Regions from separate parts of the Homo sapiens genome. Here region 1 is linked to region 2. Evidence: read pairs that join two places in POLR2A ChIA-PET (ENCODE). Cell type or tissue: endothelial cell of umbilical vein. All regions are shown on one strand. Each heading gives the region's core, and the rest is flanking DNA. Links, peaks and the distances in the headings are about the cores only. Region 1 overlaps SPTSSA (serine palmitoyltransferase small subunit A). Region 2 overlaps EAPP (E2F associated phosphoprotein).

The links. Peaks named below come from ENCODE experiments on the same cell type or tissue, not always from the same donor. Only the 100,000 strongest peaks of a DNase experiment are listed, where the experiment ranks them.
Region 1: POLR2A ChIA-PET joins it to region 2 with 6 read pairs; 9 of 35 experiments call an interaction of 5 or more read pairs at or near these places.

Annotation. Positions count from the first base shown.
Region 1 is chr14:34,441,039-34,456,850 of GRCh38, reverse strand. All of the region lies in intron 1 of SPTSSA (serine palmitoyltransferase small subunit A), which reads left to right. Among named protein-coding and RNA genes, the nearest start is that of SPTSSA, 13 kb to the left of the region's middle. RefSeq lists a silencer at 5,874-6,168. In endothelial cell of umbilical vein, for the core only: no CTCF peak of the experiment used is centred there; a DNase peak (open chromatin) is centred at 5,680; H3K27ac peaks cover 323 bases.
Region 2 is chr14:34,511,186-34,526,997 of GRCh38, reverse strand. It overlaps EAPP (E2F associated phosphoprotein), which reads left to right. Exons shown (of 6, transcript NM_018453.4): 5 at 2,191-2,301; 6 at 10,412-11,060. The coding sequence ends at 10,688. Among named protein-coding and RNA genes, the nearest start is that of EAPP, 21 kb to the left of the region's middle. In endothelial cell of umbilical vein, for the core only: no CTCF peak of the experiment used is centred there; no DNase peak of the experiment used is centred there.

The sequences.
Region 1 (15,812 bases), core at 3,567-8,566, 68 kb after region 2:
CTTGGCTCGCTGCAACCTCTGCCTCCTGGATTCAAGCAATTGTTCCGCCTTGCCCTCCCGAGTAGCTGGGACTACAGGTGTGTGCCACCACGCCCGGCTAATTTTTATATTTTTTAGTAGAGACAAGATTTCACCATGTTGGCCAGGCTGGTCTTGAACTTCTGTCCTCAGGTGATCTGCCTGCCTCAGCCTCCCAAAGTGCTGGGATTACAGGCATGAGCTACCGCGCCTGGCCTAATCTTGTTTTATTCATTAAAAAATAAAGTCATATTAGTCTATAATCACTGGGCTATATTTGCCCATCTCTTTGCTGCTGATGATGTTTCCATGGCATGTTATTTTCAGCAAAATGTGGGCAGTTTTTTGGTTTATGTTAGGAATTAGATTCACCCTGAAAGACAGTTCATGTGTCTTGAAAACATTTTTTTCCCACTTTTAAACCACAGTGCTGGGCACACAAATAATGCTTAAAAAACAGTTGTTTATATATTGATTTGTTATTTTATTTTATTGATTTATTATTTTTTTGAGATAGGGTTTTGCACTTGTTGCCCAGGCTGGAGTGCAATGACGCGATCTCAGCTCACTGCAATCTCTGCCTCCAGGGTTCAAGTGATACTTCTGCCTCAGCCTCCCAAGTAGCTGGGATAACAGGCACCCACCACCACGCCTGGCTAATTTTTTGTTTTTTTAGTAGAGACGGGGTTTCACCATGTTAGCCGGATGGTCTCGATCTCCTGACCTCGTGATCCGCCTGCCTCCGCCTCCCAAAGTGCTGGGATTATAGGTGTGAGCCACCGCGCCCAGCCACACATTTTAAGCTGTATGTTATTTTCAGTAGCAACTAAATTATTTTCTTAGATTTTTGCTGTATCCTCAGATACTTACAACTTAGAATTAAAAAGGACTTTTTTTTTTTGAGATGGAGTCTTGTTCTGTTGCCCAGGCTGGAGTACACTGGCATGATCTCAGCTCACTGCAACCTCTGCCTCCTGGGTTCAAGCAATCCTCATTCCTCAGCCTCCTGAATAGCTAGGATTACAGTTGCACGCCACCATGCCCAGGTAATTTTTGTATTTTTAGTGGAGACGGGGTTTCACCATGTTGGCCAGGCTGTTCTTGAACTCCTGACCTCACGTGATCCTCTCCCCTCAGCTTCCCAAAGTGCTGGGATTACAGGTGTGAGCCACCGCGCCTGGCCTAAAAGGACTTTTTTTGCATCTCAATATACTAATTAAAGTATTTGGGAGTTTGGAAAATATGAATTTTAAGTTGTAAATAAAATAGATTATACATCCTTATGGTTGAAAACACAAAAGATACAAAAAGGTAGTTGGTGACACAGTCTTCCTTCCACCCCTGCCTCGGCCACCCTGGGACAACCAGTGTCAGCAGTTTCCTATGCATCTCTCCTGAGATATTCTGTGAATATATAAAAAATATACTCCTTTTTTTTTTCTTTTTTTGAGACAGTTTCGCTCTTTTCCTCAGGCTAGAGTGCAGTGGTGCGAACTTGGCTCCTTGCAACCTTTGCCTTCTGGTTGCAAGCGATTCTCTTGCATCAGCCTCCCCAGTAGCTGGGATTACAGGTGCCCGCCGCCATACCCTGTTGATTTTTTGTATTTTTAGTAGAGATGGGGTTTCACCATGTTAGCCAGGGTGGTCTCAAACTCCCAACCTCGTGATCCGCCCACCTCGGCCTCCCAAAATGCTGGGATTACAGGTGTGAGCCACCTAGCCCGGCTCCTATTTTTTTTTTTTCTCAAGATGGAGTCTTGATCTGTTACCTAGGCTGGAGTGCAGTGGCGCAATCTTGGGTCACTGTAGCCTCCGCCTCCTGGGTTCAAGCAATTCTCCTGCCTCAGCCTCACGAGTAGCTGGGATTACAGGTGCCTGCCACCACACCCGGCTGATTTTTGTATTTTTAGTAGAGAAGGGGATTTACTATGTTGGCCAGCCTGGTCTCGAACTCCTGACCTCAGGTGACCCACCCACCTTGGCCTCCCAAAGTTCTGGGATTACAGGCATGAGCCACTGCACCTGTCTGGGAAATGAACAATTGTAAGATTAGGAAGTAATGTGGGAGAAGTGAATACATTTATAAGGGAGGATGGGAAGGACAACCAGCAAACCACAAGAATTCTCAGACAGATCAAGCTCTGGGAGTACGGTGGAAGCAGACCACCTTTAACCGGATTCTCCTTAAACTATCCTAACCTCCTGGAAAGTTGTCTTGTTAACTCCAGGGCCCTACTGCTTTAGTTTGAAGAAAACTGCTCTAGCCTGTTTAACATGTTAGCCTTTATATTTGGCTGATTCAGTGAGAATGTTAGGATATCTCTTAACTGTACTCCTTAGAATATTAACTTTTTCTTTAGTAGTTTTTGGTTGGTAAAGGTTGAAAATAATGAAAACTGTGCTTAACAAGAACTAAATGGTCTATACCAGGACAGGCAGAGAAAGTCATGGTTGGGTTAATGGCAGTGGGAACAGACCACACATTGATATTCTGCAGCAGTGTTTCAGCATGTGATTCTAGTGATTTGTGAGTAGTGATCACTATAGGTCCTGTCTCCATTTTCTTAAAGACTTTGTGATTCCTCCAGACTATGAGTGTTGTAACATTTATGGCACATAGGAGCTAAGATAGATTTTTTTTTCCCCCTAAAACAGGGTCTTGCTCTGTTGCCCAGGCTGGAGTTCAGTGGCTGGCATGATCTTTAGTTCACTGTACCCTTGAACTCCTGGGCTTAAGTGATCTTCCCGCCTCAGCTTCCCAAATAGTGGGGACTACAGGCACACACCACCATGCCTGATTAATTTTTAAATTTTTAGTAGAGACAGGGTCTCACTAGGTTGCCTAGGTTGGTCTTGAACTCCTGGCCTCAAGCAGTCCTCCTGCCTCAGCTTTCCAAAGTGCTCGGATTACAGGTGTGAACCATCGGACCTGGCCTCTTTTTTTTTTTAAAAGAACAAACCCCAAATGCTCAAATTTAGTAATTTAAGCTATGTGTTCTAGAAGATGTACTTGATAGAGGATATATACTTTTTATAAATTGGAATGTTGAAAAAATAGTAGTTATGATCAATAGTTATGAGAAATAGAAGTTTTACTAATACAAGCGTTTTGGTCAGCATGTATTATATATGTTTCTGAAAAACTGCAAAATAATATGGTTTATAGGAAAATATTATTGAGTCAGACCACTTAAAATGTATGCAATTTAGTAAGCAAGCACTAACAAACACAATACTTGGCATCTTGAGGGAATAACTTGGATGTCCCAGACAGGCAGGCAGCTCAGCTTCACTGGAAGCTGCCCGAGGGGACATGAACAAAGCATGGACAAAGTTGAATGGAAATGTCAGCAGTAGGTGCTGATGTAATACAGACAGTGTGGGCTGCCATTGAGGCAGTGTAGGGCCAGTGCCACCTGCCACATTGGCTGAGAGCTGTGCTACCCTGGAGGTGCCTTTCTCTGAAGAGGGAGACTGGGTACAAATGCGAATTTCTGATTTTCTTAAAATAGAGTTAAAAGGACTTCTGCCTGTATAGCAGCTGAGTTGAGAGATGTTTCCTGCAGAAGGTGATACAGTTGACCCTTGATCCACTTGGGGGTTAGGAGTACTGCCCCCAGGCCCTCATCCTCACCCTGCAGGCAGTTGAAAATCTGTGTACAACTTTTGACTCCCCAGAAACTTTACTAATAGTCTACTTTTGACTGGAGCCTTATTGATAACATTAACAGTCGATTAACATATTTTGTATGTTATATGTATTATATACTGTATTCTTATAGTAACGTAAGCTAGAGGGAAGAAAATCATAAGGAGGAGGAGGAGGGGTTGGTCTTGCTGTTTCAGGGGTGGCAGAGGCAGAAGAAAATCCATGTATAAGTAGACCTGCACAGTTCAAACCCATGTTTTCAAGGGTCACCTAATTATTTTCCCACTAATCTGCTCCCCTAAATGATGAAATATCCCATATGAAGGAATATAGCTCCTGTACTGTACTAGTCGTATGTGAGTTATCTGATGTTACAGAAACATGTACTGTAGCAGAACAGATTATAATTCAGAGCAGACTGGGAAATTTTTCCCCATAACACTGGGACTTCAAATCTTCCTGAGGGTAATAGAAGCTCAAATCAATAAATGTGTGCCAGAGACACTATAACCTTAGTGTCTCTGGGATTAGAGCTACAAACCATTTCCAGGATTTTAGTCCACAGTGAAAAATTTTCAGTCCGTGATCATTACTCATTTCAGCAGCATGCTTTGTTGTTTGTTTAGTTTTAAAAGAGCTTGTCATCAAGTTGTAGTTTCTAAAAACAATTTTCATACTTAGGTTTGTATAATCAGCACACTATAGAAAGCTTAGAGAATGGATTTTGCTTGCTAAACACTAATTTCTGATGGTGATGTGCTATCCTTTAACATGACCCTTGAATATCAAATTGGTTAACATACAGAGGACTGTGACAGTATAATATTGTGACAGTATAATATTTTCCACTTGTTTCAATGTAAGAAAACTGGAAAAGTATCAAGAGATAGTTGATATATCTAGGAAAAATTAACTTTCTTTTTTTTTTTTTTTTTTTTGAGATTGAGTCTCACTCTGTTGCTCAGGCTGGAGTGCAGTGGCGCGATCTTGGCTCACTGCAACCTCCGCCTCCCGGGTTCAAATTCTCATGCCTTAGCCTCCCGAGTAGCTGGGAATACAGGTGTGCGTCACTGCGTCTGGCTAATTTTTGTATTTTTTTTGGTCTGACCTCAGGTGATATGCCCGCCCCGGCCTCCCAAAGTGCTGGCATGGGATTACAGGCGTGAGCCACCACGCTAGGCACTTTCTTTACATTTCTGTTGGTGATGATCTGCAGTTTTTTGAGGTCAAAGGAAAAGAAAACTACAGTAATAAGGAAGCTTTCCTGTTTGGGGCTTCATTCAGTAGCCTGCAGCTGCTTTCACTTAGGGCTTTGATTGCTTTTCAGTAAACAGCATATGATAATACTTCGTCAAATGCTTTGTTTTCTTTTTTCATTAAGATGATTTCTTAGATTTATCACAACTCTTGAGTATTTCTAAGGTTAAATAGCATTTTAGAATTGATTTTTTTTTTTTTTTTTTTTTGAAACAGAGTCTCGTTCTGTCGCCCAGGCAGGAGTGCAGTGGCGCGATCTCACTGCAAGCTCCGCCTCCCGAGTTCACGCCATTCTCCTGCCTCAGCCTCCGGAGTAGCTGGGACTACAGGCGCCCGCCACCGCGCCCGGCTAATTTTTTGTATTTTTAGTAGAGACGGGGTTTCACCGTGTTAGCCAGGACGGTCTCGATCTCCTGACCTCGTGATCTGCCCACCTTGGCCTCCCAAAGTGCTGGGATTACAGGTGTGAGCTACCGCGCCCAGCCTAGAATTGATTTTACAAAAGAAATTTGATTAATATAGGATTGGATTGCTTTAAATGTTGTTTTAGCTTTGCTTTTTAATGTGACTATATCATTTAGTCACATTTAATGTGATTTAATGTGACTTAAATAATTGAAATTATTTAGACTAGTGAAGATGTATAAGTCATACCCACTGGAACAAAGGTCTATGACCTTTTCCCGGTGAGAAACTACCTTTAAGTTTTCCAAAGTCTTGTGATTAGATTACTAAAGTGGGTGATGATAGTTTAGAGTTACTGATTGGAACAGGAAATGTTAGTTGCTATGGTTTTGTTTCTAATGTACTGTATTTATATGTAAAGCATTTCCTCTCTTTATTATAGGACTTTTTTTTTTTAAGTTGCTGATAATGGTCTTTTTATGGGCCAAAAAAAAAAAAAATCTTTATTTCTTTCCTAGCTTGCTGGAAACTTAGCTTATGTTTAGGAGATTCCTCTTAAAGAAAGAGAAAACAACATACAGATTCTATATATGGCTTCACATCTACTTGCTTTTATGTCCATGGAACCCATAAAATATTTATGTTATGCCCAGGTTATGAATAACCTCTGATTGTTCATTCAGCCCTTGAACAAACATTTATCTTCAGCACCTGCACAGTATCCTGTCACATTATTTGCTCAATTCTGGGATGGTTCATGAAGCAACTGCTTTACCAAGCAATGTACTATGGCTGGAAGCAAAGGCTCAGTAGGGGTGCTCTGTCAAACACTTAAAAGTCAGTGTTTAGAGACAAGTTATAAACACAAAACAGAACAGCCCATTTTTTAGTTTTTGAGGTTGTATTCTATTCTTGTTCTCTATTGCTTGAGTCATGGAACCCCCTCTAGAATATAGACCTGATTAATTTGTATACAGCTACTGGCACTTATGCAAACAACAAGAAGAGTTCGGTAAATAGAAAGATTACTCCATTACTTTGTATATTACCTTCCAATATATGTGTATTGCATAAAACGGATTAATTTTTACATTTTTTCTTTGTGTACATGTGAAACAGAAGATTGCTTTATGGACGATTGACAGGTGGTACTGAAACGTCCTCTTCAAACAAGTGGGATCCTAAAATGTTAATGAAAGAAAGGACCTCATTTTATGAAGAAACTCAGGTCCAGAGAGGTTGTGTCATCCCAGGATTACACTGTAAATTAATAACAAATTAGTAGCAGGATGAACTTGGGCAAACATAGACAGTCATGATGTTAAATGCTCAAACCCTCAAAGAACAGTTTTAATGAGGATTACATTGCCTTCTCTTGCAGAATAGGTTCGATTCTGAATTCTCACAACCCTGAAAGATAGGTGATGTGTGTCCACATTTTATTGATAAGGAGACTAGTGTTAGAGAGCTTTTGACACAAACAGGGATGGCAGAGTTATGACTCAAACCTGGGTCTCCTACAGTGCTGTACTGTTTCTCCTACCCATTTCTTAAAACTCACAGTGTGTCAAGGGTACTTTAAATTTTGAGAGGCTTGTTACAGAATGAGATGGATTGAGAAATCTATACCAGATAGCAAATTATAGCCGGTATACTCTGTTATGTATATGTTTAGCTTTGTGAGAGCACTTTGAAGTGTGACAATAAAACCAATGCCTAGGTCGGGTGTGGTGGCTCACGCCTATAATCCCAGCACTTTGGGAGACTGAGGTGGGCGGATCACCTGAGGCCAGGAGTTCGAGACCAGCCTGGCCAACATGGTGAAACCCCATCTCTACTAAAAATATAAAAATCAGCTGGGCGTGGTGGCACGTGCCTGTAATTCTAGCTACTCGGGAGACTGAGGCAGAAGAATCACTTGAACCTGGGAGGTGGAGGTTACAGTGAGCCAAGATCGTGCCATTGCACTCAGGCCTGGATACAGAGCAAGAAATTGTCTCAAAAAAAAAAAAAAAAAAGGGAGGCCGGGTGCAGTGGCTCACGCCTGTAATCCCAGCACTTTGGGAGGCCGAGGTGGGTGGATCACCAGGTCAGGTGATCTAGAAATTAAAATTTTTGTTTTTTTTCAAGACAGGGTATCACTCAGTCATCCAGGCTAGAGTGCAGTAGTGTTATTTCAACTCACAGCAACCTCTGCTTTCTGGGCTCAAGTGATATTCCTGCTTCATCCTCCCGAGTATCTGGGACTACAGGCATATATCACCATGCCTGGCTAATTGTTTGTTTTTGTAGAGACGGGGTTTCACTATTGTTGCCCAGGCTGGTCTTGAACTCTTAGTCTTGAACCAAGGTGATCCTCCCACCTTGGCCTCCCAAAATGCTGGGATTACAGGTGTGAACCACCACACCTGGCCTGCATTTTTTGATTATTAGAAGTTCCTCACTGTCCTGTTATGTGCTTGTTCACTTACTGTGTCCCTGTATAGCTAATTTATTATTTTTTAAAAAACTTTTTATCTTTTTAGATAGAGTCTCACTCTGTCATCCAGGCTGGAGTACAGCCGTGTGATCTCAGCTCACTGTAGCCTCAACCTCCCAGGCTCAAGTGATCCTCCTACCTCTGTCTCCAGAGTAGCTGGGACTACAGGTGCGTGCCACCATGCCCAGCTAATTTTTTAATTTTTTTGTAAAAAATGAGGTTTTGCCATGTTGCCCAGGCTGGTCTCATATTCTTGGTGTTAATGGTGGAGGGTATCCTGGTTCTTGGCATCTTGAACAAAGAATTGGTCAAAACGCACAAACAAAGCGAGGAAGGAATGAAGGGTTTTATTGAAAATGAAAGTACACTCCATAGTATGGAAGTGGGCCTGAACATAGGGGCTCAAAGGCCCGGTTACAGAATTTTGGCGAGTTTAAATATCCTCTAGAGGATTCCATTGGTTACTTGGGGTATGCCCTATGTAAATGGAGAGGATGAAGTAAAGTTACAAAGTCATTTACTTGGCCTACACCCTCTGGAGAGGATATTTCCTGTTATAGCTGAAGTGTGAATCGGCCTGATGTTCTCTGCCTCCAGACCCTATTTTCCTGCCTCATCTCCCCACTTTGAGATGTGATCCCCATAAATCTTTATGGGAGGCAGAGGGACCAATGTTCTTTTTCTGTAACTACTTCATGCTGCCTTGAGGCCTAGTCCCTACCTATTGGGGACCATGGAACTCTCGCCCTGCTCTGTCTAGTGAAGGTAGGGTAGCTTTTTTTTTTGAGATGGAGTTTTTGCTCTTGTTGCCCAGGCTGGAGTGCAGTGGCATCGTCTTGGCTCACTGCAACCTCCACCTCCCGAGTTCAAGCGATTCTCCTGCCTCAGCCTCCCAAGTAGCTGGGATTACAGGTTACCCACCACCATGCCCAGCTAATTTTTGTATTTTTAGTAGAGATGGGATTTCACCATGTTGGCCAGGCTGGTCTTGAACTCCTGACCTCAAGTGATCTGCCCACCTCAGCTTCCCAAAGTGCTGGGATTACATGCGTGAACCACCATGCCCTGCCAGCAGGGTAGCTTCTTGATGGCCAGGGGTGGTGTCTTCACCTGGAATTGGCTGGAACCTTTGTTGCATGATCATCTGAAGCTTGATGGTTTCTAGGCGAGAGGGAATGAATTTGGTTAAAAGATTTAATGGGAACTTCAGAGGTGGATACCTATGCTGTCAGAAATGTTTGTTACAGAGATTTGCAGAAGAAAAAACAAAACCTTGTCTGTTCTAGAACCCATGTGTTTCCCTAAAGTCTTAGCACAAACAACCCCGTTTTGGTTTGGTTTGGTCTGTTGGGGCCCAGTGCATGAACTTAGTCCAAAACAATGGGCTTCCAGAATTTTGTTGAAAAAATTCCCCCTTTTTGTTCAGGTTCTTACTTAGGTGAGAGTATGAGCAAAACTTAGGGCCATAGCACCACTCTCAGTTACCATCATTTTCGTTTCCAGTCTCAGCACATCATTTATAGGTTAAGTCCTCATGGTTGCACATTTCCTTCAGCTCTTGTCATTCCAGTTGAAGAGCAATCATATGACATTCTAGAGATGGCTGCATGGAAGCATTTAAAACCTTTGAGAGAATACAGCACTCCAGGGAGACGATTATTATGACTGTTGGGAGGATAATACCAAGAGTTCGGAGTATGCTCCTTACCCGGGTCACCATACCAAACCACCTAAAATTATGTAGATTAAAGAATGATCTGGATGAAGTGTCTGCTTGCTTGACCAAATGGTCTTTTTTTTTTTTTTTTTTTTTTTTTAAGAGATGGAGTCTCGCTCTGTCACCTAGACTGGAGTGCCATGGCACAATCTTGGCTCACTGAAACCTCCACCTCACAGATTTAAGCGATTCTCCTGCCTCAGCCTCCAGAGTAGCTGGGATTACAGGTGCCTGCCACCACGGCCGGCTAATTTTTGTATTTTTAGTAGAGACGCGGTTTCACTATGTTGGCCAGGCTGGTCTCGAACTCCTGACCTCAGGTAATCCACCTGCCTCGGCCTCTCAAAGTGCTGTGATTACAGGTGTGAGCCACTGCGCCCAGCTGAGTAAGTGGTCTTTTCATTAATCCCCTACAACTGAATTTTTATAACCTGCATTCTATGTATTTCTCGATAGGCCACAGGTGCCAGCAGCTGCACAGATACATGTCTGTTTAGCCAATTCTATTATTTAGCATAACTTTCACAAGAGAATTTAAAATCTGTTGTGTGATGATAGCCTTTAAAGTAGAATGTGCTAGAGAGCCTATCATGAGGGATACATTTCTAATCATTGCTTCTTTCACTTTAAACCATGGAAAAAGAGCCAAATAACTGATGCCCTTCTAGAAGAGGGAAGGCCTCCTGGCAATGTTCTCTTTAACCCATGATGTGGGTTAAGAGGAGTGAACCAGTGTTTTATTTTTGACTGATTATGAGGCAATGTATATACCATTAAGGTTTCTTACCTACATTGGGCCTTCATTTTTTATCTGTCAAAGTATAAGATTACCCAGGTAGAAGGCTGGCTGCAGACCCCTTCATAAATAAAAGTACACTCCATAAATCCACATAACAGACCCCTTTTCCACTTCTATTGTTTGTAGAGATGTAGGCAAGAAAAAAATATTCAAAGATAAGAGTTTCATGATAGTAAAGTCTTAACCTGTGAACTTGGAAAAGCTGTTCACATCAAGGATGCTATCTTCTTGGGAGAAATTTCCCTGGTTGGCTTTATCTCAAAGGTTCCAATGGATGCAGTTCCAGAAGTGTGCAGGGACCCCTCTCAGTTGTGAGACCATGAACCCAAAGCCCAAGGTCCCAAAGTTTTGTTGTAGTGTGGATGGGGAGGACAGTCTTTCTCTGATGTTCTCAGAAGATTCAAACGATAAAAAGCTTTTTTTACCTGGTGAAAATACACTGTAGTGTAGTAATCTACTGTTACAACATCAGCCCTCTTGCATGGGAAAGCTTTTATACAACCAGATATCAGTGGAATGAAATCGCTTTGTAAAATATTTAAATGGCCCACCAGGTGACCAAATGTACGTGAAGCTTTAATTGTCTTCCCAGTAATATGGGACCAAGCATTGGTTATAAACTATTTTAAACAATTTTAGTATCAACTGGTTTGATTTGGTTATTTCTGTGGTTTACAATGACAACATAATAAGCATAATTATAGTTGATAGCGTATACTTAGACATTAGAATTTTAGAAATCCCATACAATTTTGGAATATACATTAGTATTATTCACAAAAATGTAACCTAAAGAAGACTGAACATCGTTTTGGCAATCCCGTGTATGTAAACATGTCAAATAATCCTGTTTACCTCTTTTCTGGATGTTTTCAGGGACCCTCTGATACATCCAGAGAGCCAGGCATTAGGAAAGACAATTTTGAAACTGAAGTTTGATTTTGGAATTCCAGATTACCATATATTATACGTTTTGCCAAAATGATGACTCAGAAATTTTATTTTATTTTATTTATTTATTTTTTTGAGACAGAGTCTTGCTCTGTCGCCCAGGCTGGAGTGCAGTGGTGTGATCTCGGTTCACTGCAACATCTGCCACCCAGGTTTAAGCAATTCTCCTGCCTCAGCCTCCTGAGTAGCTGGGATTACAGGTGCATGCCACCACGCTCGGCTAGTTTTTGTATGTTTCATAGACAGGGTTTGGCCATGTTGGCCAGGCTGGTCTCCAACTCCTGACCTCAGGTGATCCACCTGCTTTGGCCTCCCAGAGTGTTGGGATTACAGGCATGAGCCCCTGTGCCTGGCCTAGAAATTTTAAAGAAGCAAAAACCTTTTTATTATAACCTTTTACCAAAAAGAAAAAAAAAGTTTTTTCTACTATTTTTAGACACCTTGCGTGTAAAACTGTTTTTAGTAGTCTTTTTAAAATTTTTTTTTTAGATGGAGCCTGGCTCTGTTGCCCAGGCTGGGGTGCAACGGTGTGATCTTGGCTTACTGCAACCTCTGCTCCCAGTTTGAGTGATTCTCATGCCTCAGCCTCCCAAGTAGCTGGGATTACAGGCGCCCACCACCACGCCTGGCTAACTTTTATAGTTTTAGCTGAGACGGGGTTTCACCATGTTGGCCAGGCTGGTCTCGAACTCCTGACCTCAGATTCGCCCTCCTTGTTCTCTCAAAGTGTTGGGATTACAGGCATGAGCCATCGTGCCTGACCTGTTTCTGGTAGTCTTAATTGCATGTTACAATGACGACTCTTAGCAATTTTTTTTTTTTTTGAGGCAGAGTCTTGCCCTGTGGCCCAGGCTGGAGTACAATGGTGCGATCTCGACTCACTGCAACCTCCACCTCCTGGGTTCAAACGATTTTCCTGCCTCAGCCTCCCAGGTAGCTGGGGTTACAGGTGCCTGCCACCACGCCCAGCTAATTTTTGTATTTTCAGTAGAGACAGGGTTTCACTATGTTGGCCAGGATGGTCTTGAACTGTTGACCTCGGGATCCACCCACGTCGGCCTCCCAAAGTGCTGGGATTACAGGTGTGAGCCACCGCGCCTGGCCTGACTCTTAGCAGTTTTAACTTTAATGTAAAACGTGGTAAGTTATATTCTGATAAGGTTTGACTGTTTCTAGCATAGCTAGGGGTGTGGCCAATGCTACATGTCCCTTGGTCTTACCTAGCTGGAAGGCAGGCAAGTTAAACAATTTTCAAAAGCCAAGGAAGCAGTTTATGACCTTAAAGCATTTAGCAAACCTAATATTTGAACATAATTTAGACCAAATGTTTACATTTTGAAGACATTTTTACTAATAATCTTTAAAACTGTCTTTATTTCCCAAAGATTGCTAAAGTCACATGAACTAAAAGGCATTACACTTTCTACTTTTCTGACAAAATATTTGATTTAGGCTCTTATTATTATTAAACCAATTAATTTAAAACTTTACAGAGGAGACTAACCATTTTGCACAGGGAGAAAGCGGGCCAGAGACCAGTAAGAAATTCTTACCCTTTTGCTGGCATGCCAGGTTGCTGGGTTCTCTATCCCTGAGCGGCCCTAGCAACCCTGTTTGACTGTATGCAACCAAACACATTACCATGAATTAAGAATATTCACAAATAGTTTGCAAATTTTGGAGAAATTAGGCAGAGAGAGAGAAAAATATGACTCAAATTTTATTTATGAAAGTATACTCAGCTGGGCACAGTGGCTCATATCTGTAATCCCAGCACTTTGAGAGGCCGAGGCAGGTGGATCCCCTGAGGTCAGGAGTTGGAGACTAGCCTGACCAACATGGTGAAACCCCATCTCTACTAAAAATACAAAAATTACCTGGGTGTGGTGGCGGGCACCTGTAATCCCAGCTACTTGGGGGGCTGAAGCAGGAGAATCGCTTGAACCTGGGAGGCAGAGGTTGCAGTGAGCTAAGACTGTGCCATTGCACTCCAGCTGGGTAATGAGAGGAAAACTCCATCTCAAAACACACACACACACACACACACACACACACACACACACACACACCCTCCCCTAGAAGCAGGAGAATCGCTTGAACCTGGGAGGCAGAGGTTGCAGTGAGCTAAGACTGTGCCATTGCACTCCAGCTGGGTAATGAGAGGAAAACTCCATCTCAAAACACACACACACACACACACACACACACACACACACACACTCACACCCTCCCCTAGAAGCAGGAGAATCGCTTGAACCTGGGAGGCAGAGGTTGCAGTGAGCTAAGACTGTGCCATTGCACTCCAGCTGGGTAATGAGAGGAAAACTCCATCTCAAAACACACACACACACACACACACACACACACACACACACACCCCCTAGAGGAAAACTCAATCTCAAAACACACACACACACACACACACACACACACACACACACCCCTAGAAGCAGGAGAATCGCTTGAACCTGGGAGGCAGAGGTTGCAGTGAGCTAAGACTGCCAATGCACTCCAGCTGGGTAATGAGAGGAAAACTCCATCTCAAAACACACACACAAACACACACACACCCCTAGAGGGAAACTCCATCTCACACACACACACACACACACACACACACCCCCCTAGACATGTATACACACACACAAAGGAAGATCCAATAGCTTGGAACCTTAGCCATGAGATAATAATACAAGCTTGGCGGTTTTACTTTGCCCCAAGAGATAATCCAAGGAAGGCTGTGAACCAAAATTTCGGGTAAAGCAGTCTCCATGACATTTTGAGTTTTAAAGGCCAAACCTCCCCAGACTCCAAGGAGCACTGGGGCCAAACAGTAGCAAAGGATCGTGTCACCTGTTAACCAGACCCTCTGCTTAGAACTGCAGCACAAAGACCTGCATACATGTAACACCATTCCACTTTCCCATTCAACAGTAAACTCCAGATTCCAAACAATGTTGGGGCCAAACAGCATTCATTGCAACTGCAAGAGTAAATTCTAAGGAGGGCCTAGTATTAGACCTCAGAACCTCTGCCAGGAGCATCCCCTTTGGGCAGGTTGAGGTCTGCAGGACCCCTGGAGCAACCTCCTGTGGGGTCCAATCTTGGAGTGCCAGATGTCTCTGACCTTAGGTGGGCACCGGTGCCACATGCAGATTTTCCCCTCCAGAGCCTACTATGAGCTTTAGAAGAATAGCCATAAACTGTAATGAGAACTGGATGCTGGGTGTGCCTTTTCCTTAGCCAGTTGAGTTTGATAAAGGAAAAATTTAGTGTAAGAAAAGAAGATTTAATTCCCCTGAAAAATGGGTGAGTTTGCTCCAAGCTGCGCCACATGTAGGGATCAGGGACCGTGTGCGGAAAAGATAAAGAGTCCACGGCAACTATAAACAGATGCTGAGGCCTCACGAGGTGGCTCACACCTGTAATGGCAGCACTTTGGGAGGCCGAGGCGGGGGGATTGCCTGAGGTCAGGAGTTTGAGACCAGCCTGGCCAACATGGTGAAGCCGCATCTCTACTAAAAATACAAAAATTAGCCGGGCATGGTGGCGGGCGCCTGTAATCCCACCTACTCTGGAGGCTGAGGCAGGAGAACTGCTTGAACCCGGGAGGCGGAGGTTGCAGTGAGCTGAGATTGTGCCACTGCACTCCAGCCTGGGTGACAGAGTAAGACTGTCTCCAAAAACAAAAAACAAAAAAACAGCCGCTGAAAGACTGAAAAAGAAAGAAAGGAAAAAAAAAAATGGAAAAAGACCCAGGTTTAAGCGAACTGGGCGGTGGTGGTTAGGCTTCTCCACATGGAAACCCCTTAGTTTCACTGGCCATGGCCAGAAACCTGCAGTTGCTTCCATGTTTAGGTGCTACCCACATGGGTCCTGGGTGGGAAAGGAAAAGAGAGAGAGGAGAGAGAGAGAGAGTCCCCTGTATGGAGCAGAAAAGAAAAGGAGAAAGGAGAAAAAAAAATCCCAAACTTTAGGTTTACCTCTTCTTCCTGGCTGGCTTGCCAAAATATGTTAACTGTGGAGGGTGTCCAGGTTCTTGGCGTTATGAACAAAGAATTGGTCAAAATGCATAAACAAAGCAAGGAAGGAATGAAGGGTTTTATTGAAAATGAAAGTACACTCCACAATTTAGGAGTAGGCTTGAGCATAGGGGCTCAAAGGCCCTGTTACAGAATATTTGAGAGTTTAAATACCCTCTAGAGGATTCCATTGGTTCCTTGGGGTATGCCGTATGTAGATGGAGAGGATGAAGTAAAGTTACAAAGTGTTTACTTGGCCTGCACCCTATGGGGAGGCTATTTCCTGTCATAACTGAAGTGTGAATCGGCCTTATGTTCCCTGCCTCCAGACCCTATTTTCCTGCCTCACTGGTCTCAAGTGATCCACCTGCTTTGAGTTCCCAAAGTGTTGGGATTACAGGCGTCAACTGCCTTGCCTGGCAACATTCTCTTTTTTTGGGAGACAGGGTCTCACTCTGTTACCCATGCTGGAGTGTGTATACAGTCTTGAACTCTAGTATCTTGTATTTTAACCA
Region 2 (15,812 bases), core at 5,792-10,791:
GGTTTCTCCATGTTGGTCAGGCTGGTCTCGAACTCCTGACCTCAGATGATCCACCTGCCTCGGCCTCCCAAAGTGTTGGGGTTACAGGCATGAGCCACCGCACCCGGTCATTTTTTTTTTAATTTAAAGACAGGGTCTTGCTGTGTTGCCCAGACTGTAGTGCACTGATGCTATCATACCTCAATGTAGCCCTGAACTCCTGGGCTCAAATGATCCCCCTGCCTCAGCCTCCTGAGTCCATGCTTGTTTTTTTTGTTTCTAATTTAATTTTTAATAGACACAAGGTCTTGCTATGTTGCCCAGGCTGATCTTAAACTCCTGGGCTCAAGCAATCCCCTCCTACCTTGGCCTCCTTAAGTGCTGGGATTAAAGGTGTGAGCCACCATGCCCGGTTTATGCTTGTTTATTTTTATTTTCATTTTTTTTTTTATTTTCTTATAGAGACAGGGTTTCACCATGTTGCCCAGGCTGGTCTCAAACTCCTAGGCTCAAGTGATCTGCCCACCTTGGCCTGGGATTACAGGTGTAATTCCAGCCTGGCTCTATGCTTGTTTTTGTTTTTGTTTTTTTGGGACAGAGTCTCGCTCTGTTGCCCAGGCTGGAGTGCAGTATCGCAATTTCGGCTCACTGTGACCTCCACCTCCTGGGTTCAAGCAGTTCTCTGCCTCAGCCTCCCAAGTAGCTGAGATTATAGGTACCCGCCACCATGCCTAGCTAATTTTTGTATTTTTAGTAGAGACGGGGTTTCACCATGTTAGCCAGGCTGGTCTTGAACTCCTGACCTTGTGATCCACCCACCTCAGCCTCCCAAAGTGCTGGGATTACAGGCGTGAGCCACCATGCCCAGCCTGTGTGCTTGTTTTTTAATGTAGCTTTACTGTTTTTAAAAAATTCATGGACTTTTATTTTTGGTACACTTGTCACAATTAATGGACTAATATTGATACATTATTATTTTTTTTATTTTTTATTTTTTTGGAGACAGAGTCTCGCTCTGTCGCCCAGGCTGGAGTGCAGTGGCGTGATCTCGGCTCACTGCAAGCTCCGTCTCCTGGGTTCAACCGATTCTCCTGCCTCAACCTCCTGAGTAGCTGGGACTACAGGCATGTGCCACCACGCCCAGCTAATTTTTGTATTTTTTTAGTAGAGATGGGGTTTCACCATGTTGGCCAGGATGGTCTTGATCTCTTGACTTCGTGATCCGCCCGCCTCGGCCTCCCAAAGTGCTGGGATTACAGGCGTGAGCCACCGAGCCCGGCCTTGATACATTATTATTAATCAAAGTCCATAATTTTAAAACATTTCCTTAGTTTTTATGTACTGTTCTTTTTCTGTTTGAGGACCCCGTGTAGGATAGTACATCACTTTTAGTTGTCATGTCTCCCTGGGCTCTTCTTGACTCTGTCAGTTTCTTAGACTTTCCTTGTTTTCAGTGCCCTTAATTACTTTGAGGAGCACTAATCAGGTCTATGTAGGAGGCCCCTCTGTTGGAATTTGTCTGTTGTTTTTTCTCATAATTAGGATGGGATTATGGATTTTTATAAGTAAGAACATAGAAGTAGAGAGCCATTTTCCTCACATTATATCAAGAGTACATACTACCAACCTGAGTTTTGTGTGTTGGTATTGACCTCGATCACCTTGCTGACCAGTGTTAACTTTCTCTACTGTAAAGTTAGTCTTTTACCCCGCCTTACCATACCGTACTCTTTGGAAGGAAGTCACTGTGTCCAACCCAGACTTAAGGACTAGGGAGTTATACTCCACCACTGTGAGGGAAGAGCATCTTTATAGATTATTTAGAATTCTGTGTGGGGATTTGTCTGTTCTCCTCCATTTATTTATTTATTCAGTACATTTATATTAGCGTGGATTCGTGGGTATTTATACTTTGGGTTGTAATCCAGTCCTACTTTATTTTGTTGCTCAGTTTCAGCTTTGGCAGTTGGTGACTTGTTCAGTTGGCTCCTGTTTCCCTTTGTCATAACCACCTCACTGTTTTGTTTTTGTTTTCTTGATTACTTCCTTCTTTTCTGGCACTAAAAGATGCTCCAGGTTCATCTTGTGTTCCTTATTCCTAGAATTAGCCATTTCTCTGAATAGTACTGGTTCTTTTTATTGGAAAATGACACTAGAAACCAAGATCTGGTTTTAATATGTTTTTCTCCCCACTTTCTTCTTCTGTTCTAGTTACCATGGTTTGGGACCACAGAGATCACGTCAACAACAGCCTGTTCCAAATAGTGATGCTGTCTTGAATTGTCCTGCCTGCATGACCACACTTTGCCTTGATTGCCAAAGGTAATGGATGAAGGACACACACACACACACACACACACATACATATTTTGTTTAAATTAGAAACAGACTTTTTTTTTTTTGAAGTCAGAGTCTTACTCTGTTGCCCAGGCTGGAGTGCAGTGGCACAATCTCGCCTCACTGCAACCTCCGCCCCGTGGGTTCAAGCGAGTCTCCTGCCTCAGCCTCCCAGGTAGCTGGGATTACAAGCGGCCACCACCATGCCTGGCTAGTTTTTGTGTGTATCTAGATCTAGATCTAGATCTAGATAGATAGATAGATAGATAGATATAGTTTTGTTTTGTTTTGTTGAGATGAAGTCTCACTCTGTCGTACAAGCTGGAGTATAGTGGTGCAATCTTGGCTCGCTGCAACCTCTGCTGCCCAGGTTCAAGTGATTCTTCTGCCTCAGCCTCCAAGTGGCTGGGATTACAGGTGCCTGCCACCACACCCGGCTAATTTTTGTAGTTTTAGTACAGACAGGGTTTCACCATCTTGGCCAGGCTGATCTTGAACTCCTGACCTTGTGATCCACTTGCGTTGGCCTCCCAAAGTGCTGGGATTACAGCTGTGAGCTACCACGCCCGGCCTTATTTTTATATTTTTAGTAGAGACAGGGTCACACCATGTTGGCCAGGTTGGTCTTGAACTCCTGACCTCAAGTGATCTGCCCACCTCGGCCTCCCAAAGTGCTGGGATTACATGCGTGAGCCACTGTGCCCAGCCCAGAAACAGACTTTTGAGGTACTCAGGAATTCTGATAAAGTTCTGTACTTAGATTCTTGGTGCTGTGTGACTAATCTTTATACAATTAATTTTGATTATATATAGTTATATTAAATGTAGCTTTTATACTTTTAAAGTTGGGCACAGTGACTCATGCCTGTAATCCCAGTGCTATGGGAGGCTAAGGCGATCACTTGAGCCTAGGAGTTTGAGACCAGCCTAGGCAACATAGTGATACCTCATCTCTACAAAAAATAAAAAAATAAAAAATTAGCTGAGTATAGTGATGTATGCGTGTAGACCCAGCTACTCGATAGGCTGAGGTGAGAGGATGGCTTGAGCTCAAGAATTCAAGACTGCAGTGGGCTGTGACCACCACTGCACTCCAGCCTGGGCAACAAAACAAAGGTGAGATCCCCATCTCTCTCTCCAAAAAAAAAAAAAAAACGGGCTGGGCGTGGTGGCTCACGCCTGTAATCCCAGCACTTTGGGAGACCGAGGTGGGCGGATCACGAGGTCAGGAGATCGAGACCACGGTGAAACCCTGTCTCTATTAAAAATACAAAAAATTAGCCGGGCATGGTGGCGGGCGCCTGTAGTCCCAGCTACTCCGGAGGCTGAGGCAGGAGAATGGCGTGAACCCAGGAGGCGGAGCTTACAGTGAGCCGAGGTCACGCCGCTGCACTCCAGCCTGGGCAACAGAGCGAGACTCCGTCTCAAAAAAAAAAAAAAAAGGTATCTTTTCTAGTGCAAAATAGCAGCATAGAAGCAAACTGGCTCTCCTTCCCCCTGCAGAATACCAAAACCAAATATACAGCACTGAAGCTATCACCACCAGTATCCCAGATCTCAATATAAGGAGGAGACAGTTTCTAGGGCCACAGAGAAGTAAAAAAAACTTAAAGCAGACAGTAAGAGAATTGTTCTTCCATATCTGCTTATCCTTCTCCACAATCTGCCTGGCACCAAGTGAGCAGAAAAATTCCCCTGAGCTCATGATTTTTACATTAGAAAAAGTAAGATGGAAGTGTACAACCAGCTTCTTTACCTTTTTGAGTTCTCTGGTAAGAGATCTGTCCCTGCCTCAACTCATAGGAAGCACTGAGAGTGCCTGAAGGAAAAAATATCCCTGAGGATAGCCAGAGACAAAGAAGGATAGCCAGAGACAAAGCCAGGTCCCAAGTGTGAACCCCTAGCCAGCATTCCCATCCTACTGGGATATCCCTATCCTCTTTGGGACCCACCCCCCACTTCATTTGGAACAGGCAGCACGCTCAGTGTTTACTAGAACTGAGGCTTAAAGTGCCATCTGGTGCCAAAAAGGAAGCAATGACGTAGTGGGAAGAAAGGAAAAAGAAAGAATATCAACATGCAAATTGCAAATTACAAAGAATCTCTAGGCAAACATATCTAATAACCAAAAAAAAGCAAAGCAGAGAAGACTGGAACAAATAACTAATCCTTCAATACAAAGATGTACATTTACATCCACAAGACACAGTAGCAAATGGAACCATGACCTCTTCAAATGGACAAAACAAGGAATCAAGTGAACCCTTATCACATATCACATATCACAATACTGTGATATGTGAACTCTCTGACCAAGAATTCAAAATAGCAGTTTTAAGAAAACTGAGTGATCTCCAAGACAGCCCAGGCAATTCAGAAATTTATCAGATAAATTTAACAGAGATCGAAATAATTAAAAAAATTATGGGCACAGTGGCTCATACCTGTAATCCCACTACTTTGGGAGGCCAAGCTGGGAGGATGGCTTGAGGCCAGGAGTTTGAGACCAGTCTGGGCAACATAGTAAGACTCTGTCTCTACAGAAAACGAAAAAAACTTAGTTGGTGTCTTGGCATACGCTTATAGACCCAGCTACTTTGGAGGCTGAGGTGGGAAGATCACTTGAGCCCTGGAAGTCGAGGCTGCAGTGAGCCATGATTGTGCCACTGTACTCCAGAATGGGTGGCAGAGTCAGACTCTGTCTCTAAAAGAAGAACAAAATAAAATAAAACAGAAATCTGGGAACTCAGCCGGGCACAGTGGCTCACGCCTGTAATCCCAGCACTTTGGGAGACTGAGGAGGGCTGATCACGAGGTCAGGAGATCGAGACCATCCTGGCTAACATGGTGAAACCCCGTCTCTACTAAAAATACAAAAAATTAGCTGGGCGTGGTGGCATGTGCCTATAGTCCCAGCTACTCGGGAGGCTGAGGCAGGAGAATCGCTTGAACCCAGGAGGCAGAGGTTGCAGTGAGCCGAGATCATGCCACTGCATTCCAGCCTGCGCAATGGAGCGAGACTCCATCTAAAAAAAAAAAAAAAAAAGAAATCTGGGAACTCTGAGAAATATATTTGCTGAACTAAAAAATTCATTAGAGGCTCTCAACAGCAGAAGGGATCAGCAAAAGAAAGAATCAGTGAGCTTAAAGATAGACTGTTTGAAAATGCACAATCAGAGGAGAAAGAAAAGGTATGAAGGTCTACAAGATATAAAATATTATCTCAAAAGATTAAATCTAAGAATTGGTACTCAGGAGGGAGTAGAGCAAAAGCAAGGAGTAGAAAGCTTATTCAAAAAATTAATAGCAGTAGCTGGGGATGGTGGCTGACACTTGTAATCCCAGCACTCTGGGAGGCGGAGGTGGGTGGATCACCTGAGGTCAGCAGTTCGAGACCAGCCTGGCCAACATGGTGAAACCCTGTCTCTACTAAAAATGTAATCAAATTAGCTGGGCGTGGTGGTGCATGCCTGTAATCCAAGCTACTCGGGAGGCTGAGGCAGGAGAATCGCTTGTACCCAGGAGGCGGAGGTTGCAGTGAGCTGAGATCACACCATTGCACTACAGCCTGGGCAACAAGAGCAAAACTTGGTCTCAAAAATAATAATTATAATAATAGCAGAAAATGTTCCAAAACTTGAGAAGGAGATATTTATGGCCAGAGAACACCAAACACATTTGACTCAAATAAAACCACCCCCAGGCATATAACAATAAAACAGTAAAACTGTCCAAAGGTTATGGACAAAGAGAGGATCTTGAAAGGAGCAAGATAAATGAAGCAAATAGCATATAAAGTAGCTACAGTTCATCTGGCAACAGATTTCTCAGTGGAAAGCATACAGATCAGGAGGGAGTGGAATGAAAAAAAAAAATGCCAGGCTGGGTGTGGTGGTTTATCCTGTAATCCCAGCACTTTGGGAGGCGGAAGCGGGTGGATCACTTGAGGCAGGGAGTTTGAGACAAGCCTGGCCAACACGGTGAAACCCCTCTGTACTAAAAATATTAAAAAATTAGCTGAGCATGGTGGCATTTGCCTATAATCCCAGTTTTTTGGGAGGCTGAGGCACGAGAATTGTTTGGACCTGGGAGGCACAGGTTGCAGTGAGCTGAGATTGCACCACTGCATTCCAGCCTGGGGGACAGAGTGAGACTCTGTCTCAGAAATAAAGGGCTAGGTGTGGTGGCTCATGCCTGTAATCCTAGCACTTTGGGAGGCAGGGGAGGGTGGATCACCTGAGGTCAGGAGTTCAAGGCCAGCCTGGCCAACATGGTGAAACTCTGTCTCTATTAAAAATACAAAAATTAGCTGGGCGTGTTGGCGCGTGCCTGTAATCCCAGCTACTGGGGAGGCTGAGGCAGGAGAATTGCTTGAACCAAGGAGGTGGAGGTTGCAGTGAGCCAAGATCACACCACTTCACTCCAGCCTGAGTGACAGAGTGAGACTCTGTCTCAAAAAAAGAAGAAAAAAATAAAGAGAGAAAAGAAAGAACTGGGCCAGGCATGGTGGCTCATGCCTGTAATCCTAGCACTTTGGGAGGCTGAGGCAGGTGGATCACCTGTGGTCAGGAGTTCGAGACCAGCCTGGCCAACATGGTGAAACCCCATCTCTACTAAAAATATAAAAAATTAGCCGGAAGTCGTGGCGGACACCTGTAATCCAAGCTTACTCAGCAGCCTGAGGCAGGAGAATCACTTGAACCAGGGAGGTGGAGGTTGCAGTGAGCCAAGATTGCGCCACTGCACTTCAGCCTGGGCAACAAGGGCGAAACTCTGTTTCAAAAAAAAAAAAAAAAGAAAAGAAAGAACCTTGTTATAACTGTAAGTTTTTTTTTTGTGATTTCATGATAACCATAATGCAAAAACCTATAATAGATTCACCAAAATCAAAAAGCAATGGATTAAAACATACTACCAGAGAAAATCACTTAATCACGAAGGAAGACAGTAAGGAAGGGAAGAGTTACAAAACAACCAGAAAAAAAGCAGCAAAATGCCAGTAGTTGTATTAGTCTGCTCTTGCACTGCTATAAGGAAATACCCGAGACTGGATAATTTATAAAGAAAGAAGTTTAATTGGCTCATAATTCCACAGGCTGTATAGGAAGCATGGCTGGGGAGGTCTCAGGAAACTTTTTTTTTTTTTTTGAGAGGGAGTCTTGCTTGTCACCCAGGCTGGAGTGCAGTGGCACGATCTTGGCTCACTGCAACCTCCACCACCCAGGTTCACGCAATTCTCCTGTCTCAGTCTCCCAAGTAGCTGGGACTACAGGCACACACCACCACTCCTGGCTAATTTTTGTATTTTTAGTAGAGGTGGGGTTTCACCATATCGGTCAGGCTGGTCTTGAACTCCTGACCTCAGGTGATCCACCCGCCTTGACCTCCCAAAGTGCTGGGATTACAGGCTTGAGCCAGTGCACCTGGCCAGGAAACTTTTAATGATGGCAGAAGGCAAAGGGGAAGCAGGCACATCTTACATGGCCAGAGCAAGAGGAAGAGAGAGAGGGGAGGTGCCACATACTTTTAAACAATCAAATCTTGTGAGTACTCACTATCACAAGAGCAGCACGAGGGGGAAGTCTGCCCCCAAGATCTAGTCACCTCCCACCAGGTCCCACCTCCAACATTGGAGATTACAATTTGACATGAGATTGGGGCAGGGACACAGACCCAAGCCACATCAGTAGCAAATCCTTACTTATCAGTACTAACACAATGTAAATGGACTCACTTCTCCAATTTAAAGGCAGACAGTGGCTGAATGGATCAACAAACAAGACTCAACTATATGCTGCCTAGAAGAAACTTGCTTCACTTGTAAGGACACATGGACTGAACATGAATGGGAAAAGATATTTCATGCAGCTGGAAACCAGTATAGGAATAGCTGTCCTTAAAACAGACTACAATCAAGGACTGTAAAAAGGAAACAAAGAAGTTTACTATATAAAGGGGTCAATTCAGCAAGAGGAATTTATATAACAGTATAAATATCTATGCAGCCAACATTGGAACTCCCAGGTATATAAACATTAATAGATCCAAAGGGGCTGGGCGCAGTGGCTCACGCCTGTAATCCCAACACTTCAGGAGGCCGAGGTTGGTGGATCACAACGTCAGGAGATTGAGACCAGCCTGGCCAACATGGTGAAACCCCATCTCCACAAAAATACCAAAATTAGCTGGGCATGATGGCGGGTGCCTGTAATCTAGCTACTCAGGAGGCTGAGGTGGGAGAATCACTTGAAGCTGGGAGGTGAAGGTTGCAGTGAGCCAAGATCGTGCTATTGCACTGCAGCCTGGGTGACAGAGTGAGACTCCATCTCAAAAAAAAAAAAAAAAAAAAAAAAAAATCTAAAGGGAGAGATACAATACAGTATTAGTATTGCAATACAATAATAGTAGGGGACTTCAACACTCCACTCTCAGTAATGGACAGATCATCCAGATAGAAAACCATAAAGAAACATCAGAGTTAAACTACACAGTAGACCAAAGAAGCCTAACTGACATTTACAGAACATTTCACCCAAATAATCTAATGATACACCTCAAGGAACTAGAAAAGCAAGGACAGACCAAATCCAACATTAATAGAAGGAAAGAGGCTGGGCATGGTGGCTCACACCTGTAATCCCAGCACTTTGGGAGGCTAAAGCAGGCAGATCACGAGGTCAGGAGTTTGAGACCAGCCTGACCAACCTGGTGAAACCCTGTCTCTACTAAAAATACAAAAATGAGCCAAGTGTGGTGGCGTACACCTTTAATCCCAGCTACTCAGGAGGCTGAGGCAGGAGAATCGCTTGAACCCGGGAGGCAGAGGTTGCAGTGAGCCGAGATCACACCATTGCACTCCAGCCTGGGTGACAGAGCGAGACTCCATCTCAAAAAAAAAATTAATTTATTAAATAAAATAAAAGGAAAGAAATAATAAAGATCAAGGCAGGAATGAATGAAATTGAGACCCCAAAAAACCCAAACAAACAAGCCAGAAGATTAATGAAATTAAAAGTTGATAATTTTAAAAGATACAATTGACAAACCTCTTAGAAAAAAAGAGAGAAGGCCCAAATAAATTAGAAATAGAAAAGAAGGCATAACAACTGAGACCACAGAAATACAAGGAATCAGGCTAGGCACGGTGGCTCATGCCTGTAATCCCAGCACTTTAGGAGGCCGAGGTGGACAGATTACCTGAGGTCAGGAGTTCAAGATGAAACTGACCAACATAGTGAAACCCTGTCTCTACTAAAAAATACAAAATTAGCCAGGTGTGGTGGTGCATTCCTGTAATCCCAGCTACTTGGGAGGCTGAGGCAGGAGAATCACTTGAACCCGGGGGGCAGAGGTTGTGGTGAGCTGAGATCACGCCATTGCACTCCAGCCTGGACAACAAGAGTGAAACCCCATCTCAAAAAAAAAAAAAAAAAGAAATAGAATCGTCTGGGTGCGGTGGCTCACGCCTGAAATCCCAGCACTTTGGGAGGCCGAGGCGGGCAGATCACAAGGTCAGAAGATCGAGACCATCCTGGCTAACACAATGAAACCCCATCTCTACTAAAAATACAAAAAAATTAGCCAGGCATGGTGGCGGGCGCCTGTAGTCCCAGCTACTCGGGAGGCTGAGGCAGGAGAATGGCGTGAACCCAGGAGACGGAGCTTGCAGTGAGCCGAGATCGCGCCACTGCACTCCAGCCTGGGCGACAGAGCGAGACTCCATCTCAAAAAAAAAAAAAAAGTTACTTTCAAAAAGCAGAAGGAAAGAGGATACATTTCTTCCTTACACTGTTACATACTAAAATGTTTCTTCTGCCTGGTGCAGTGGCTTGTGCCTGTAATCCCAGCTACCAGGGAGGCTGAGGCAGGAGGATCACTTGAGGCTAAGAGTTCAAGGCTGCAGTGAGCTGTGTTCACAAGTTTTAATTATTCTTAAAACAACTGTTTAAAATTTCTTTAAACTTGCTGTTTTGTTCCTGTGTCTTGTCTTTGGTTGGTATTTCAGTAAGTTTTTGGTATTCTCAAATTTTATCTAAATGGATAAACTATTAACATAGAACATAAACCCCAATTCTCCATTTCATTTTTCTCTTAGGCATGAATCATACAAAACTCAATATAGAGCAATGTTTGTAATGAATTGTTCTATTAACAAAGAGGAGGTTCTAAGATATAAAGCCTCAGAGAACAGGAAGAAAAGGCGGGTCCATAAGAAGATGAGGTCTAACCGGGAAGATGCTGCCGAGAAGGCAGAGACAGATGTGGAAGAAATCTATCACCCAGTCATGTGCACTGAATGTTCCACTGAAGTGGCAGTCTACGACAAGGATGAAGTCTTTCATTTTTTCAATGTTTTAGCAAGCCATTCCTAAACAGCCCAACTGGCATTTAATTACCCAATACTGTATATAAGGCAAATATGGACAGTTACTTTCCTCTTGCCTGTTCATATCCTTCAGTGACATTGAGGAAGCAGTGTTTCTCTTTTTAAAGGAGAATAGTTGTCAACCTTCATTCATCTCTTACATCTCTCACCCTCTCCTTTTTTTTTTCTTTGATTTTCCCCCTTATTGATGGGACTGATATTCATTCTGTTTTTGATGAACATTTGGAAACTGTCGGGCTTTTTATTAAAGCTCTGTAGAATTAAAATGTTCTGGAATTATAAGCAATCTTTGTTTCTGAGTGTTATTTTTATTTTGGATATAGCTTTGATGTAATTAAACTGGAAACTCTTTCCTGAATTGTCTGTATTGTTTTTGCTAAGATGTATCTTTATTCACCCCCACCCCACATGATGAATGACAGTATTTAGTAACTGTTACAATTGCGTGGAATAGGCTGGTAGCTTTGGCTCCTGCCTGTAATCCCAGCACTTTGGGAGGTCAAGGCGGGTGGATCAGGAGTTCAGGAGTTTAGGAGTTTGAGACCAGCCTGACCAACATGGTGAAACGCTGTCTGTCTCTACTAAAAATAGAAAAATCAACTGGGCGTGGTGGTGTGCACCTGTAATTCCAGCTACTCGGGAGGCTGAGGCAGGAGAATTGCTTGAACCTGGGAGGCTGAGGTTGCAGTGAGCTGAGATCATATCACTGTACTCCAGCCTGGGTGAGAGTAAGACTTTGTCTCAAAACAAACAACAAAGAAACAAACAATTGCATGGAGTAGGTACTGTCAGATGCTTTAAGTAATAAAGGTCCTTTTCTGAAAAGGAGTACACTTACCAGTATTCTAAACTTAATGAATGCACATTTTAAAATATAAATTTATGGTGAGGGAAAGCAACCTCCCCTTCTGACTAGACTTAAAAATTCTGGCCGGGTGTGGTGGCTCACCCCTGTAATTCCAGCACTTTGGGAGACCTAGCTGGGCTGATCACTTGAGGTCAGGAGTTCCAGGGCAGCCTGGCTAACATGGTGAAACCCCATTTCTACTAAATATACAAAAATTAGCCAGGCCTGGTGGTGGGCGCCTGTAATCCTAGCTACTTAGGAAGCTGAGGCAGGAGAATCACTTGAACCTGGGAGGTGGAGGTTGCAGTGAGCCGAGATCTTGCCACTCCACTCCCACCTGGGTGACAGAGCAAGACCCTGTCTCAAAGAAAAAAGAAAAAAAAAAATTCTGCTGCCACCTCTTGTGCCTGCTATTTATTACTTCTGTTGCAAACAACCAAGATATAATTTTTTGGGGTATTAATATAAAAACCAGTGGCAGCTTGAGGGGAAATTGCATTGTAGGCATCTGTGTATTTTCAGTCTTTAAAAGAATGATATGGCTGAATGCAGTGGCTCATGACTATAATTCCAGCACTTTGGGAGGCTGAGGAGGGAGGATCGCTTGAGACCAGGAGTTCAAGACCAGCCTGGGCAACATAGCAAGGCCCTGTCTCTACAAAAAAAAAAAAAAAAAAATTAAAAATTAGCTGAACGTGGTGGTGTGTGCCTATAGTCCCAGCTACTTGGGAGGCTGAGGTGGGAGGATCACTTGAGCTTGGCAGACCAAGGCTGAACTGAGCTTTGATCATGCCACTGCATTCTAGCCTGGGTAACAGATTGAGGCCCTCTCTTAAAAATGAAAGAATGATATGATTTGGGTTGTTTCTCCCAACCTCAGGTGATCCGCCCGCCTTGGCGTCCCAAAGTGCTGGGATTATAGGCATGAGCCACCGCGCCCAGCCAGAAAATGTGTTTTAACTCAGGCTCTGCTATGCTAATCTTGGACAAGTCTGTTCCTTTGAGGCCCAGTTTTCTCATCTATAAAATGAAAATACTAGACAAGAGCAGTAGTCTCCTACAGAGATCAGGTGTCAACAAAGCTTGAGGGGGACCTCTGCATATTCCATAAGAGAAAAGATGCTTTCCTCACCTCCTACCCTTCTATGTTTTCTACAAGCTATGTGTAAAGAGAGCTGGAACCAGTTACGGAGTGTTTGTATGAATGAGGTGGGGACAGAAAACTGATAATTTCTAAGGAATCTCCAATGTCTTATACCTATTATACTTCTGCCAGGCATGGTGGCTCATGCCTGTAATCCCAGCACTTTGGGAGGCCGAAGTTGGTGGATCACCTGAGGTCAGGAGTTCGAGACCAGCCTGGCCAACATGGTGAAACCCCGTCTCTGCTAAATATACAAAAATTAGCTGGGTTTGGTGGCACGTGCCTGTAATCCCAGCTACTTGGGAGGCTGAGGCAGGAGAATTGCTTGAACCCAGGAGGCGGAGCTTGCAGTGAGCTTAGATTGCGCCACTACACTCCAGCCTGGACGACAGAGCGAGTCTCTGTCTCAGAAAAAAAAAAATGGCTATTGTACTTCATAATTTTTATAATATACTGATATCTATTTGATTGGAAGCAATATATATACTTTATTTTTTCATTTTTATTTTTTATTTTATTTAATTAATTTTTTTTTTGAGATGGAGTCTCGCTCTGTTGCCAGGCTGGAGTGCAGTGGCATGATCTCGGCTCACTGCAACCTCTGCCTCCCAGGTTCAAGTGATTCTCCTGCCTCAGCCTCCCAAACAGCTGGTACTACAGGCATGTGCCACCACATCCAGCTAATTTTTGTATTTTTAGTAGAGATGGGGTTTCACCGTGTTAGCCAGGATAGTCTCGATCTCCTGACCTCGTGATCTGCCCGCCTCGGCCTCCCAAAGTGCTGGGATTACAGGCATGAGCCACTGCACCTGGCCCTTTTCTTTTTCTTTTTTTGACAGAATCTTGATCTGTCGCCCAGGCTGGAGTGCAGTGGCGTGATCTCAGCTCTCAGCTCACTGCAACCTCCACCTCCTGGGTAGCTGGGACACCTGGCTAATTTTTGTATTTTTAGTAGAGATGGGGTTTCACCATGTTGGCCAGGCTGGTCTTGAACTCCTGGCCCCAAGTGATCCACCTGCCTCGGCCTCCCAAAGTGCTGAGATTACAGGCGTGACGGCACCCGGCTTCTATTTTTATTTTTTTACTTTATTTTTTATTTATCTATATTTTTTGAGACAGAGTTTTGCTCTTGTGGCCCAGGCTGGAGTGCAATGGCATGATTTCGGCTCACTGCAACCTCCGCCTCCTGGATTCAAGCGATTCTCCTGCCTCAGCCTCTCAAGTAGCTGAGATTACAGGCATGCACTACCTCACCGAGCTAATTTTGTATTTTTAGTAGAGATGGGGTTTCACCATGTTGGCCAGGCTGGTCTGCAACTTCTGACCTCAGGTGATTCACCTGCCTTGGCCTCCAAAAATGCTGGGATTACAGGCATGAGCCACCTTGTCCGGCCCATTTTTATTTTTTATACATTCTTTAAATGTTTCCATTTATAGCCAGGTAATACACTGCAGAATAGCACTACCAGTCTATTACTTGTAATCTGTGTTTGCCATGTCGTACTTTGCAAGATCTTCTGTATTACTGTCATTGCAAACCTTACTTCCTTTCCAGGTCCCCCCCAACCAACAACCACTCCTCCATCGGACCCTCATCCCACTTCTACTGGAAAGTTCTCAGTGATTTTACCCATAAACATCACTTTGGACCAGCACAGTGGCTCATGCCTATAATCGTAGCACTTTGGGAGGCTGAGGCAGGAGGACCCCTTGAGCCCAGGAGTTTGAGGCCAGCCTGGGCAACAGGGAGACCCTATCTCTATATAATACAAACACAAATAAAAAATCACCTGGGCCGGGCATGGTGGCTCACGCCTGTAATCCCAGCACTTTGGGAGGCTGAGGCGGGCAGATCACGAGGTCAGGAGATAGAGACCATCCTGGCTAATACGGTGAAACCCAGTCTTTACTAAAAATACAAAAATTTAGCCAGGCATGGTAGTGGGTGCCTGTAGTCCCAGCTGCTCAGGAGGCTGAGGCAGGAGAATGGCGTGAACCTGGGAGGCAGAGCGTGCAGTGAGCCAAGATTGCTCCACTGCACTCCAGCCTGGGCGACAGAGCGAGACTCCGTCTCAAAAAAAAAAAAAAAAAAAATCACCTGGAGCAGACCACGTGCAGTGGCTCACTCCTGTAATCCCAGCACTTTGGAAGGCCAAGGCAGGTGGATTACCTGAGGTCAGGAGTTCGAGACCAGCCTGACCAACATGGGGAAACCTTATCTCTACTAAAATACAAAAATTAGCTGGCCATAGTGGCACGTGCCTATAATCCCAGCTACTCAGGAGGCTGAGGCAGGAGAATCACTTGAACCCGGGAGGTGGAGGTTGCAGTGAGCTGAGATCATACCACTACACTCCAGCCTGGGCAGCAGAGGAAGCCTCCATCTCAGAAAAACAACAACAACAACAAAACTTAGTCGGGCGTGTTGGCAGGTGCCTGTAGTCCCAGCTACTCAGGGAGGCTGAGGCAGGAGAATCGCTTGAACCCGGGAGGTAGAGGTTGCCATGAGCTGAGATCATACCACTGCACTCCAGCCTGGGCAACAGAGCCCATCTCAAAAAAAAAAAAAAAAAAAAAAAGGCAGCAAATCACAGTGTATAAAGATATAATTTGTGATCATCACAACATAAAGGAGAGGGAGATAGCTATATAGGAACAGGGTTTTATATGCTATTTAAGCTCAGTTGATTTTTTTTTTTTTTGAGACGGAGTTTCACTCTTGTTGCTCGGGCTGGTGTGCAATGGCGCGATCTCAGCTCACCACAACCTCCCCCTCCCCGGCTCAAGTGATTCTCCTGCCTCAGCCTCTCGAGTAGCTGGGATTACAGGCATGTGCCACCACCCCAGCTAATTTTGTATTTTTAGTAGAGACGGGGTTTCTCCATGTCAGTCAGGCTGGTCTTGAACTCCCGACCTAAGGCAATCCATCCGCCTCGGCCTCCCAAAGTACTGGTATTACAGGCGTGAGCCACTTCTCCCAGCCTAAGCTCAGTTTTTATTGATTGAAGATAGTTTGTTATAAATTTAATATGATGACCAGGCACGGTGGCTCACACCTGTAATCCCAGCACTTTGGGAGGTCGAGGCGGGCAGATCACTTGAGGTCAGGAGTTCGGGAC